3 separate regions of the Homo sapiens genome follow, and regions 2 and 3 are each linked to region 1. Evidence: read pairs that join two places in POLR2A ChIA-PET (ENCODE). Cell type or tissue: GM12878. All regions are shown on one strand. Each heading gives the region's core, and the rest is flanking DNA. Links, peaks and the distances in the headings are about the cores only.

Region 1 (4,510 bases), core at 203-4,202:
ACAATTTTGGAAATTCAGTGTATTTTAAAACTAGGTTCTTTTTTTTCTATATTATAACAGTTTACCAACCAATGTACATTTCTAGTCTGAATGATGATAGACATAGTTCTGTCATCAGTTTACCTGGCCCTTTGGACTGTTCCTCAAATATGCTATTCTATTCAAGTCTAGGTGGTTTTATGCAGTGGGGTAGTGGGCAGATGAGACTGGAGTTGTTAAAATTGCTACTGAAATATGTTCCCTATCAAATTTAATCCAAAGGATTATTCTTACTTGATTAAGTAAAGATACTGCTATCAACAGTCTATAAAGTTCCCCTGACATCTGAATTAAAACAAAACAAACAGTCTGCTATGCCGTTACCTCTTTTTGACATTTAATATTATATTCATAGCACCCTTTTCTTTTTCTTTTTTTTTTCTTTTTCTTTTTTGAGACATAGTCTCGCTCTATCGCCCAGGCTGGAGTGCAGTGGCGCAATCTCAGCTCACTGCAGCCTCCGCCTCCCAGATTCATGGGATTCCCCTGCCTTGGCCTCCCAAGTACCTAGGATTACAGGCGTGTGCCACCATGCCTGGCTAATTTTTGTATTTTTGGTAGAGATGGGGTTTCACCATGTTGGCCAGGTTGGTCTCGAACTCCTGACCTCAAGTGATCTGCCTGCCTTGGCCTCCCTAAGTGCTGGGATTACAGGCATGAGCCACTGTGCCCAGGCTGTTTCTATTTTTATGTATGTATTTGCGACTTTTTTTTGAGAAGGAGTCTCACTCTGTCGCCCACGCTGAAGTGCAGTGGTGTGATCTTGGCTCACTGCAACCTCTGCCTCCCACGGTCAAGCAATTCTCGTGCCTCAGCCTCACATGTAGCTGGGACTACAGTTGTGTGCCACCACACCTAGCTAATTTTTGTATTTTTAGTAGAGATGGGGTTTCACTATGTTGGCCAGGCTTGTCTCAAACTGCTGACCTCAAGTGATCCACCTGCCTTGGCCTCCCAAAGCGCTGGGATTATAGGCATGAGCCACCATGCCTGTCCTATATTTGCAACTTTTGAGGTTTAGAAAGTTTGATATTTAAAAAACACATTTAAAAAATATTTCAGGAAAAATGTTATAGTAAACATCATCTAGAATTAATTTGATTTTCTTTTTAGTATAATGGATACGAAAGTCACCATATTTTTAAAAGAGCAATTTCACATTACATTTTTAAAAAATCTACCCAGTCTACCAATTAAGGTGAACTATTATAGCAGGGAAGTGTTTAGCTAGAGAAAAAGAGAATTTTATTTAGTATCCCAGGAGTAATGATTTGAAGAAATATATCGTGCTATTTTAGTTTTTAAACTTCAGAAGTTTGAGGATTTCAGAAAAGAATTTAGCCTGGTTATTTTAAGTGACAGGATTATTTATTGCATTTAATAATTAATAATGTGCCTAATTTGTTACATATTTGTTATTGTTTGGCTTATCGTCAAATTTAATCAATATTAAAATCCTATAGAAAGTGTAGGAGAATATTTTAATCCATTATTAATGCCTTCTAAAGATAATAGAGAAGCTTTTATGCCTAGGCTTTTTAAGAGTATGTATAGGCTGGGCACAGTGGCTCACACCTGTAATCCCAGCACATTGGGAGGCTGAGGTGGGTGGATCACGAGGTTAGGAGTTCGAGACTAGCCTGGCCAACATGGTGAAGCCCCATCTCTACTAAAAATACAAAAATTACCTGGGTGTGGTGGCACGTGCCTTTAATTCCAGCTACTCAGGAGGCCGAGGCAGGGGAATCACTTGAACCCAGGAGGCAAGGGTGCAGTGAGCCGAGATTGTGCCATTGCACTTTAGCCTGGGTGACAGAGTGAGACTCTGTCTAAAAAAAAAAAAGAGTATGTGTAATATAATGCCTAGAAAAGGGCTCAAAGATTATATGTGAAAATCTTGATGGTGATTATCCCTAAATGGTATGATATGGGTGAGTTTTGTATTTTCTTTTTGCTTCTCTGTATTTAATTACATTTATGTAACAAATAAAATACCTTGTAAGATTATAGTTTGAAAATGTGCTTCCAAAATGTGTATTTAAGGGTTTTATTTCAGCATAATAACTAGTGAGTTTCTTTTTAAAAATTAAAGGAAAATTAGAACACTTAAATTTTAGTCTTTTAGGTATACTCAGGGAATCTTTCATGGTTACTCACTACCGCATATGTTATCAACACATAGCTTTATGTTCTTTTTTAGTAGGGGAGCTTGATAATGGAAAACAGTATGAGGAATTGTCACACTGTATGAGATTTTAAACTAAGGCATAAGAATGAAACCGGATGTTAGTTCCTCTTTTATCACACTTGCTCTTCAAGTTTACCTGGCCACATGTCCCTTCTAGAATTTCCCGTGTTCTTTAGAAACACTGGTTCCTATGATATGAGAAATCTTCCTGTTTTTCACTTAGTATTCTTAAATATATGTAATAAATAACTTTATTATGGTTCTTTAGTTCCTTGAGTAGCTTGCGATAATTGTTCTTGAGTACTTGTTCCTACTATTTTTACTATTGTAGGCTTGTTTAGGCTTTTTCTAAATGCATAGAGCAGGAGGTACATACTTTATCTAGCAATACCTCATTGATGGCTGACATACCAAAGAAAGTATATATGATATTTATCTTAAGAATTAATATCAGTTAAAAATGAAAATTTCTTTGAAACAATTGAGTATTGTAGGCAGATTTAGGAATGGGTTTGAGACAGTTCTGTGTGCCAGTTCATCTCATTTTTCTTTGTTTACTGCCTCACTCTAATTTTCTTCCAGCATTTCATCTTGTTTTGTGATCTGGTACATTCCAGGCTTTTGGCATATAATATTGATAATAAGATGAATCTTTTGGTCTCATATTTAGTATAAGATTTAGGCCACAAACATCTAATGGAGTCATGGGTAGAAAATAAGATATAAGAAATTATTGCAGACGTTTAACTTTTAAATTGCAGACTATCGGTGGTCCATGTCAAGTGATAGTTCACAAGTGGGAGACTCATCTACAACCACGATCAATAACCCCTTTAGGTATGGGCATTAACTGCATCTGTTTGAGGCATATGCATAAAGTTACTAATATGCTGCACAATGGCTTAGTGGGATTTAATAAATTTTTATTCTAAAGTTAAGGTCAATGCATTGTCAGTGCTACAAATTTCACTGAGCATTTCATGGATCTTTCAAAACAACAGTTTTTAATTGCCTCTTAAAATAAACTTTATTAGAAATATTTACCTAGATATTTTTGTTTTCTTGGGTTAGATTAGTTTATTATGAAATATTCACTTTCATTTGGAATGGTTAGGAAGTTTATAAGATACCATTCTTCTTGACTGAGCATCCATAGCTCTATTTGTTTACTTGCTCAGGCTTAACGAACATTTGAAGAAAAAATTAATCCAAAACAAAGATTCTTAAATTTTTAACTTTGAATATTAATAGAGTAAGTTATTCTATTTTTTCTTTTCTTCTTAATTTTTTTAAGAGAAATTGGTAAATACTTGAATAAACTTGTATGAATGAATTCAAATTTCTTAAATTCCCTATTGGCTATGCTAGAATTGCTACTTGGAAAGTTTTCTTTTTTTTTTTTGTCTTTTTTTTTTTGTAAGTTGTTTTCTTTTAAACACATTAACTTTTCTTATGCTTAAATATGGCATTTCTCTTCATACAAGTATTTTTGAATTTCTTAGTCCATATTGAAAATCGAATTTGAAGTTCACTTCACATACATTAAATTACCCACATGTATTCATCTGTAAATTGACTCAGTGCTGAGAAATGTATCTTTTAGTTTCTAGGTAAAGTTAAAATTGAAAGATAACTGGATGCCAGTTTTCTGGTTTAAATTAGAAAGCAGTGGGAGTTTCTGCTTTATCCTGGAGTAAGGACACATCTCATTTAAACAGTATCTCATTCCATCCTCTTTATTGGATTTTCTTTTTGTATGTTTTAATACATTTTTGATAGTGTATTTAGGATTTTTATGAGAGTATACTTAAAATTATAATATTCCCATACTGAGGTTGGAACTTACTAGGTATTGAATGTTTTAAAAAATTGTATTTTAAAGCATCTTGCAGTTAAATATATTTTATTATGAGAAGTGGGATGATTTTGTTTCTATCTTTTAGAAAGGAATGTATACTTTTGAGAAATATAACTTTTGAACTTAAAAGCTGTGTGAAACTTACCAGAGAATCTTTACTAGGAACTGTCACATCCATTTTGCAAGTATTTCAGACTAACGTTTAAAGTAAACTGGGAAGGGAAGTAGGCCAGGAAGATAAATTGTATTTTACTCAAAGGGTGGGGTTTTACAGCTTTTCTCATTGAGTTGAAATTTCTGTTAGGAGAAGGGGTTGTGCTAGCGTTTATTCTTTTGGTAGTTCCTCACAGCTCTGTACATACAGGTAAGTTCACGCTGTTCGTAAAGCTTTTAACTGGCAGTAGTGAATAGTTGGGATATGAGGA
Region 2 (4,510 bases), core at 200-4,199, 140 kb before region 1:
GCAGGGATAGTAATGAGAATACTCAGGTACGTACAAATGTTGAAAGATAGTGGGCATTCTTTTTTTTTATTTTTATTTTTGGAGATGGAATCTTGCTCTGTCGCCAGGCTGGAGTGTGGAGTGCAGTGGCATGATCTCGGCTCACTGCAACCTCTGCCTCCCGGGTTCAAGCGATGCTCCTGCCTCAGCCTCCCAAGTAGCTGGGACTACAGGCACACACCACCATGCCTAGCTAATTTTTGTATTTTTAGTAGAGACGGGGTTTCACCATGTTAGCCAGGATGGTCTCGATCTCTTGACCTCGTGATCTGCCCACCTTGGCCTCCCAAAGTGCTGAGATTACAGGCGTGAGCCATTGTACCCGGCTGATAGTGGGTATTCTTATCTGCAAACACAATAACCATAGCAAGATGTCTGCAACTTACCACATTTTTCCCCCACCTTGTTTCTTTTCTTTCCTTTAAAAAAATCAGCTGGGCACGGTGGCTCATGCCTGTAATCCCAGCACTTTGGAAGGCCAAGGTGAGTGGACCTCACCTGAGGTCAGGAGTTCAAGACCAGCCTGGCCAACATGGTGAAACTCTGTCTCTACTAAAAATACAAAAATTAGCCGGGTGTGGTGGCAGGCGCCTGTAATCCCAGCTACTCGGCAGGCTGAGGCAGGAGAATAGCTTGAACCTGGGAGGTGGAGGTTGTAGCAAGCCAAGATCCTGCCATTGCACTCCAGCCTGGGCAACAAGAGCAAAACTCTGTCTAAAAAAAAGGAAAAAATCTTTATGTTTTTTAGAGACAGGATCTCAAATTGCCCAGGCTGGCTAAGAACTCCTAGTCTTAAACGATCCTCCCCATTCAGCCTCCCAAGTAGCTGGGACTATAGGTGCATACCACCATGCCCAGCTTCCAACTTGTTTCTAATCTTTATTTTATTAATTTTTTTTTAATTGAGACAAAGTCTCACTCTGTCACCCAGACAGTGGTATGCAGTGGCATGATCTTGGCTCACTCCAGCCTTGACCTCCTGGGCTCAAGTGATCCTCTCACTTCAGCCTCCGAGTAGCTGGGACTACAGGTACACACGATCATGCCCAGCTAATTTTTGTGTTTTTTGTAGAGACAGGCTTTCACCATGTTGCCTAGGCTGGTCTTGAACTCCTGGACTTAAGCAGTCTCCTGCCTTGGCCTCCCAAAGTGCTGGGATTACAGGCATGAGCCATCCCACCCAGCCCAAGCTTGTTTGTTAAAATTAAAAAAAAAAAAAAGTCTCAACCCCATTAATCTAATTCAGAAATTCAAAGCTGGCCTTTCCTTCTTTCTTTCTTCCTCCAAGACAATTCATCTCATCTTTTTTTTTTTTTTTTTTTTTTTTTTGAGAAAGAATCTCGCTTTTTCACCCAGGCTAGAGTAAAGTGGTACGATCTCGGCTCACTGCAACTTCCACCTCCCGGGTTCAAGCGATTCTCCAGCCTCAGCCTCTGGAGTAGCTGAGATTACAGGTGTCCACCACCATGCTCAGCTAATTTTCATATTTTTAGTAGAAACGGGGTTTCACCATGTTGGCCAGACTAGTCTCGAACTCTTGACCTCAGGTGATCCACCTGCCTCAGCTTCCCAAAGTACTGGGATTACAAGCATGAGCCACTGCGCCCAGCCCACTTCATCTTTTCCCAGCAATTGATGTGGCCAGAGTTCAGTGCACTAGAGGTTTAGTGAAACCAAATAGAACCTGGAAACAAATCCCATTTAAAATAATAAGCTTAGTATTTTTCTTAATTTTTTAAAATGTGGTCAGTGAGGCAATAAATCAAGAAGGAAACCCTTTTGGTGAAGACAGGAGGTGACAGTAGGATGGGACAGAATCAGATGCCAAAGCTTGAGAATGAAGTTGCAAATGATGCCCAATTGGTAGAAAAATAGTCTTTTACTTTTCTGAGGTTTCTCCATCCTTAGAATATTAATGATTATACATTTGTTGGAATGGAGTTATTTTCTGAGATAATTTTCTGATCTATTTTGCCAGTTTAAATCCTACAACTCTCTGCCCAGTCTTCAAAATTATCTGTTGACTCAGACTTCAGGAAGTAATTATTTCCTGATAGAGTGCATTGTGAAATATGTTACAAGAAGGAAACCACTCTTTCATTCAACAAATATTTGTATTGGCTCTGTGGACCGGAGGGACAATAAGAAGAGATGATGGATAAGATGAGAATTTTGGGTACGGTAGACAATTGATTCAATCAATCTAAACAAAGTGTTGTGTGATTTAATTAAGTGGCCTGATACTGACACTAAGAAATTTGCTCATTTCTGGCCAGGTGCGGTGGCCCACACCTGTAATCCCAGCACTTTGGGAGGCCGAGGCAGGCAGATCACAAGGTCAGGAGTTTGCGACCAGCCTGACCAACATGGTGAAACCCCGTCTTTACTACAAATACAAAAATTAGCTGGGCTTGGTGGTGCATGCCTGTAATCCCAGCTACTTAGGAGGCTGAGGCAGGAGAACTGTTTGAACTTGGGAGGTGGAGATTGTAGTGAGCCGAGATTGCGCCACGGCACTCCAGCCTAGGTGACAGAGCGAGACTCTGTCTCAAAAAAAAAAAGAAAAAAGAAATTTGCTTATTTTTCTGCCTAGGCATTTAATGTTACCCTGTGTTCTTTGAAATTCTTTTAAATAATGCAAAATAGAGAATTAGCTTTTTTTTTTTTTTTTTTTTTGAGACAGTGCCTTGCTCTCTTGCCCAGGCTGGAGTGCAGTGGTGTGATCATGGCTCACTGCAGCCTTGACCTCCCAAGCTCAAGGGATTCTCCTGCCTCAGCCTCCTGAGTAGCTGGGACTACAGGGGCACACCCTTACATCTGGCTGATTATTTTGAGTTTTAGTAGAGACAAGGTCTCACTATGTTGCCCAGGCTGGTCTCAAACTCCGAGGCTCAAGCAATCCTCCTGCCTTGGCCTTCCAAAGTGTTAGATTACTGGCATGAGCCAATGTACCTGCCTGAATTCACCTTAAATAGGTGAATAACGCCCCTTGAATATTTGTGTATATCAAGTACCTTATTCTTTCTTTTTAAAATTTAATTTAGTTTTTTAAAATTTTTCTTTTTCTTTTTTTTTTTTTTTTGAGACAGAGTCTCACTCTGTCACCCAGGCTGGAGTGCAGTGGCGTGATCTCAGCTCACTGCAATCTCTGCCTCCTGGGTTCAAGCAATTCTCTGCCTCAGCCTCCCGAGTAGCTGGGATTACAAGTGCCCACCACCTCGCCCAGCTAATTTTTGTATTTTAAGTAGAGACGGGGTTTCACCATCTTGGCCAGGCTGGTCTTGAACTCCTGACCTCGTGATCCACCTGCCTCGGCCCTCCCAAAGTGCTGGGATTACAGTCGTGAACCACCTTGCCCGGCCTCTTTTTTAAAATTTAAAACTATTATCTTTATTTTTTTCCAAAAAGCCTTTTGCTCTCCTGACAAGTACTTATTCTTTGAAATGGCAGCTACTTATTCTTTTGAATGTTACTGCTTTTTCTGATAGGTAGTTCAAGAAAGCCAAGACTAGCTTACAAGTGTGCTGATGGCTACACACTGTGATTTTCACATTTTATTAACACTTGACTTCACTTAAAAAACCAACCTGTGGAAATAGCAGATTGAGAAAGCACGGATAGTTGAAATTCTCTGACATTTTCTAAGTTGCGGTATTATACTGCCCACCTCCTCCCCACCAGCCTTCCACAGGATGCAGGGGTTTGCTACAAACAGGCTGAATACGGTTTTGCAACTGCCTCTCCCTGAGGTGCTGCTGTTAATCAAGAAAAGGTGATGGCCTTTGAAGTCTAGTGGCGTACATAATCACCCTCCTGACGCACTGATACCACTGGATGCTTCAAGGCCGGCTGCAGTGGCTCACACCTGTAAGCCCAGCACTCTGGGAGGCCAAGGCAGGCCGACCGCCTGAGGTCAGGAGTTCAAGACCGGCCTGGCCAAGGTGGTAAAACCCTGTCTCTACTAAAAATGGAAAAATTAGCCGGGTGTGGTGGCAGGTGCCTGTAATCCCAGCTACTCGGGAGGCTGAGGTAGGAGAATTGCTTGAACCCAGGAGACAGAGGTTGCAATGAGCCGAGATCGCACCACTGCACTCCAGTCTGGGTGACAGATCGAGACTCCATCTCAAAAAAAAAAAAAAGAATGCTTCAAATTTTGTCTAATTGATTCTATCTTAAGTAGAGATCAGAACTTTAGAAATATTTATGTAGTTAGTTAGTTTTTGAGACAGAGTCTCACTCTGCCACCCAGGCTGGAGTGCAGTAGTGCCAACTCAGCTCACTGTAGCCTCTGCCTCCCAGCCTCAAGCCATCCTCCCACTTCAGCCTCCCAAGTAGCTGGGACTATAGGTGCGCAGCCCCACTATGCCCAGATAATTTTTTTGTATTTTTGGTAAAGACGGGGTTTCTCCATGTTACCCAGGCTGGTCTTGAACTCCTGAGCTCAATCAATCCTCCTGCTTTGGCCTCCCAA
Region 3 (4,510 bases), core at 200-4,199, 110 kb before region 1:
TACAGCAGCAATAGAAACTAACAGACTCCACATGATTTGATGAGGCTGACGGGGCCATATCCTCGCCCCCAAAGCTGGGAACATGACCCAGTCATCCATCAGCATCCGTCGTGATTCATCCAAGAACAGATGCACAACCTAAGCAGGGCCTGGCCCTTTCCAATCCTAATGGGAAAGAGACATCCTCTTTAACTGGGATATGGCCTCTATGGCCCTTCCACCCTTGTAATTACATTGGTCACAACAAGATCACAGCAAGAAGGGGTAAAAACATAGAATATGTCTGTCTGTGGGAGGTTTTAAAAAGCCTGGTGCGGGCTGGGCGCAGTGGCTCATGCCTGTAATCCCAGCACTTTGGGAGGCTGAGACGGGTGGATCACCTGAGGTCAGGAGTTCGAGACCAGGATGGTGAACATGGTGAAACCCCGTTTCTACAAAAAAATAAAAATAAATAAATAAAAAATACAAAAATCAGCCAGGAGTGGTGGCACAGATCTGTAGTCCCAGCTACTTGGGTGGCTGAGGTGGTAAAATCACTTGAGCCCAGGAGGCGGAGTTTGCAGTGAGCCGAGATTACACCACTGTACTCCAGCCTGGGTAATAGAGTGAGACTCTGTCTCAAAACAAACAAACAAACAAACAAACAAAAATCTAAATCTAAAAACAGGTCTAAAAAACATTATTTTGAAGTAGTAAAGGGTATAAAGGATACTTTAAGATGTCTGCAATCTGGAAATACCTGGGGGCTTTTTTGTTTGTTTTTTTTTTTACTTGTGACAAAATCACAATTCCTGCTAATATCATTGTGGTTTGTTGCCCACATTCATCATGGAAGGGGAAGGTCAATTTCAGTTGGAAGTTAGTGAAAATAGGAATGATTCTTTTCCTAGCCAAGTTTGTGGACCTCCTAAATTTTATTCAGACTCGTTGGGATCCACAGATTCAGGCTCAAAAGTCCTGAATTGTTATTTCACTTTCCCTAAAAATAAGCCTCCCCCTCCCGCCCACCTTTTTTGTGTGCAAAAAAAGGCTGGAGTGCAATGGTGCGATCTTGGCTCACTGCAACCTCCGTCTCCCAGGTTCAAGCGATTCTCCTGCCTCAGCCTCCTGAGTAGCTGGGATTACAGGCATGTGTCACTATGCCTGGCTAATTTTGTATTTTTACTAGAGACAGGGTTTCTCCATGTTGGTCAAGCTGGATTACAGGCAGGAGTCACCGTGCCCGGCCTCTCACTTTTTTTTTAATGGAGTCTTGCTCTGTCACCCAGGCTGGAGTACAGTGGTACAATCATAGCTCCCTACAGCCTCGAACTCCTGGGCTCAAGCAATCCTCCTGCCTCAGCCTCTTGAGTAGCTAGGACTACAGACACTCACTACTGTGCCTATTTTTTTTTAAATTATTATTATTTTGTAGAAATGGGGTCTTTCCTTGTTGCCCAGGCTGGTCTTGAACCCCTGGCCTCTCAAGTGTTCTTCCCTCGGCCTCCCAAAGCACTGAGATTACAAGTGTGAGCTGTGCTTGGTTCAGTCTGGGTGAGCCTACAATTGAAAATACCTCACAGGGTACCTCGAAGCTGCTACCCACCTTTCTGGCCTACTACTCCACTGGACCCCTTGTCTCCATGCACTCTTTGTGTGGGCATAGCCAACTAGCCAACATTCACCCACTGGTGGGACAACAACAGAAGTATTGCTTATCATTATTGAGGGCTGACCAGGTGCCATACTCTTTTAAAGCATAACCTAATTTAATCCTGTGGCTGGGCATGGTGGCTCATGCATGTAATCCCAGCACTTTGGGAGGCCAAGGTGGGTGGATCACCTGAGGTCAAGAGTTCGAGTGTAGCCTGGCCAACATGGTGAAACTCCATCTCTACTAAAAATACAAAACTTAGCCAGGCAGGGTGGTGGCGCGCGCCTGTAATCACAGTTACTTGGGAGGCTAAGGCAGGAAAATCGCTTGAACCCAGGAGGCAGAGGTTGCAGTGAGTGGAGATCACACCACTGCGCTCCAGCCTGGGCCACAGAGCGAGACTCTATCTCAAAAAATAAAATAAAATAAAATAAAATAAAATAAAATAAAATAAAATAAAATAAAATAATTTAATCCTTGTGACAGCACAATGAGGCAGGTCCTACCATAATTCCCATCATATAGCTGATGCTCAGAGCAGTGGAGTGACTTGCCTAAGGAGAATAAGCAGTGAGGAGTCAGAGTCAGGATTCAAACCTGTTTGTCCAACTCCAGATTCAAATCCTCTAGCCACTTCACAGAACTCTTTTGCTTGTTTTTGGGCCTCTGTGTGCATAACCATTTCCGTCTGCCTGCAACACCTGCTCTGGTCTCTGCCTGGTAAACCCTCACTCCCTTCAAATGCTGCCGGTGCTCCCCCTTCCCTTGGCCCCTTGGCCTCACTGGTTCAGTGCACACCAATCAGACTGCCAAGTGCTAGCACCTGCAACCTTTTGCCTGAGTGTTTTCTGAAACTGTTGGTGCCTGCTCTGCATACATACATCGAAGGGCTGAGTACTAGGGAATTAATGGCCCCAAAAGAGGCTCCCAACCAATATTGATGGAAGCAGATGCATAAATCCCCGTCCCTCCATCCCTCCCAGACAAAATCTACAGTTTCCCAGCATCCCCGAGAAGGATAAAGCTCCAGCTGCCTACAATGGTAACTTGCTTAATAAGTTTGGTGTTTTTTTTTTTTTTTTTTTGTAAACAAGGTCTGGCCCTGTCACCCAGGCTGGAGTGCAGTGGCGTGATCCCGGCTCACCACAGTCTTGACTTCCCAGGCTCAAGCAATCCTCCTACTTCAGCCTCCCAAGTAGCTGGGACTACAGGCATGCACCACCGCTCCCAGCTAATTTTTGTGTTTTTTGTACAGACGGGGTTTTGTCATGTTGCCCAGGCTGGTCTCTAATTCCTGAGCTCAAGTTATCAGTCCCCCTTGGCCTCCCAAAGTTCTGGTTCTGGGATGACAGGTGTGAGCCACCATGCCCAGCCTGATTCACTTTTTTTTTTTTTTTTTTTGAGATGGGGGTCTTGCTCTTGTCGCCCAGTCTGGAGTGCAATGGCACAATCTTGGCTCACTGCAACCTCTGCCTTTCCGGGTTCAGGCCATTCTCCCGACTCAGCCTCCGGAGTAGCTGGGATTACAGGCGCCCGCCACCATGCCCGGCTAATTTTTGTATTTTTAGTAGAGATGAGGTTTTGCCGTGTTGGCCAGGCTGGTCTCAAACTCCTGACCTCATGATCTGCCCACCTCAGCCTCCCAAAGTGCTGGGATTACGGGCATGAGCCACCGCACACACTTTTACTGACTTCTTTCCTTTTTTCTGTCTCACTCTGTCACTCCCTTACTGTTGATTCCTGGGAACATCACCCAAAACCATTGCTTGCACTGGAATCTCATCTCAGGCTCCACCTCTAGAGGACCCAAAGCATGCCTTCTCTGAGAAGCCTTCTTCACTTTCCCTAGCAGAGCTGGCTATTCCCTCTTCTGCCCATGGCCTGGGACACACTCCATGAAGGTCGTATTCACATTGGCTTGCAGTAGTTAGTTGACATGTCAGGGTGTAGGTTTCCTATTGCTGCTATAGCATTACTACAAATGGAGTGGCTTAAAGCAATTTCATTTATTGTCTCACAGTTCTGTAGGTCAGAGCCCCACTCTCAAAAACTCTGGCTCAACTGAGTCATCTGCTCAGGGCCCCAGAAAGCCTCACTCAAGGTGGTGACAGGGCTGGGTTCCCTACTGCAAGCTCTGGGGATGGATCCCCTTCAGGTGTTGGTCAAATTTAGTTCCTTGTGGTCGTAGGGCTGGCGTCCCACCTTCCTTGCTGGTTGTGAGCTGAGGGCCAGTCTTTGCTCCAAGAAGCTTCCTGCATTATTTCTCATGCTTTCCATGTGGCCCCTTCACAGGTCAAGTCTTTCTCACACTTAAAAACCTCCCTGACTTTTCTTTCTGCCACATCTGTCTGACTCCAGCTGGAGAAAATTCTGTTTTAGGGGATCATGCGATTAAATTGGGACCACCCAGATAATACAGTATAATCTCCCTATTTTAAGTTTTTGGGTTTTTTTGAGACAGGGTCTTGCTCTGTCACCCAGGCTGAAGTTGGAGTGCAGTGGCACGATCACGGCTCAGTGCAGTCTCTACATCCTGGGCTCAAGTGATCCTCCCAACTCAGCCTCCCAAGTAGCTGGGACTATAGGCCCGTACCACATGCCTGGATACTTTTTTTTTTTTTTTGTAGAGATAGGGTTTCACCACATTGCCCAGGCTGGTCTTGAACTTCTGGGCTCAAGCGAGGCCACCTCAACCTCCCAAAGTACTGGAATTACAGGTACAGGTGAGTCACTGTACCTGGCCCATTTTCCCTATTATTCCTATTACTTCCTGGGGTTGCCTTCATATGGTATTTCTACCTGGTCTCTAGCTCGCCGAATGGATACAGCCTTTGCAAAAGTTTTTCTGTTATTATTAAATATATAATCAGGCCTCAC

Evidence for each region. ChIA-PET counts read pairs that join two places held together with the same protein. Peaks named below come from ENCODE experiments on the same cell type or tissue, not always from the same donor. Only the 100,000 strongest peaks of a DNase experiment are listed, where the experiment ranks them.
Region 2: POLR2A ChIA-PET joins it to region 1 with 5 read pairs; 8 of 35 experiments call an interaction of 5 or more read pairs at or near these places.
Region 3: POLR2A ChIA-PET joins it to region 1 with 5 read pairs; 4 of 35 experiments call an interaction of 5 or more read pairs at or near these places.

What each region holds. Positions count from the first base shown.
Region 1 is chr20:5,584,748-5,589,257 of GRCh38, reverse strand. It overlaps GPCPD1 (glycerophosphocholine phosphodiesterase 1), which reads left to right. Exons shown (of 20, transcript NM_019593.5): 5 at 2,989-3,064. Among named protein-coding and RNA genes, the nearest start is that of GPCPD1, 24 kb to the left of the region's middle. In GM12878, for the core only: no CTCF peak of the experiment used is centred there; no DNase peak of the experiment used is centred there; H3K27ac peaks cover 2,596 bases.
Region 2 is chr20:5,722,423-5,726,932 of GRCh38, reverse strand. No RefSeq gene overlaps it. Among named protein-coding and RNA genes, the nearest start is that of SHLD1, 26 kb to the left of the region's middle. In GM12878, for the core only: no CTCF peak of the experiment used is centred there; no DNase peak of the experiment used is centred there.
Region 3 is chr20:5,689,994-5,694,503 of GRCh38, reverse strand. No RefSeq gene overlaps it. Among named protein-coding and RNA genes, the nearest start is that of SHLD1, 58 kb to the left of the region's middle. In GM12878, for the core only: no CTCF peak of the experiment used is centred there; a DNase peak (open chromatin) is centred at 2,323.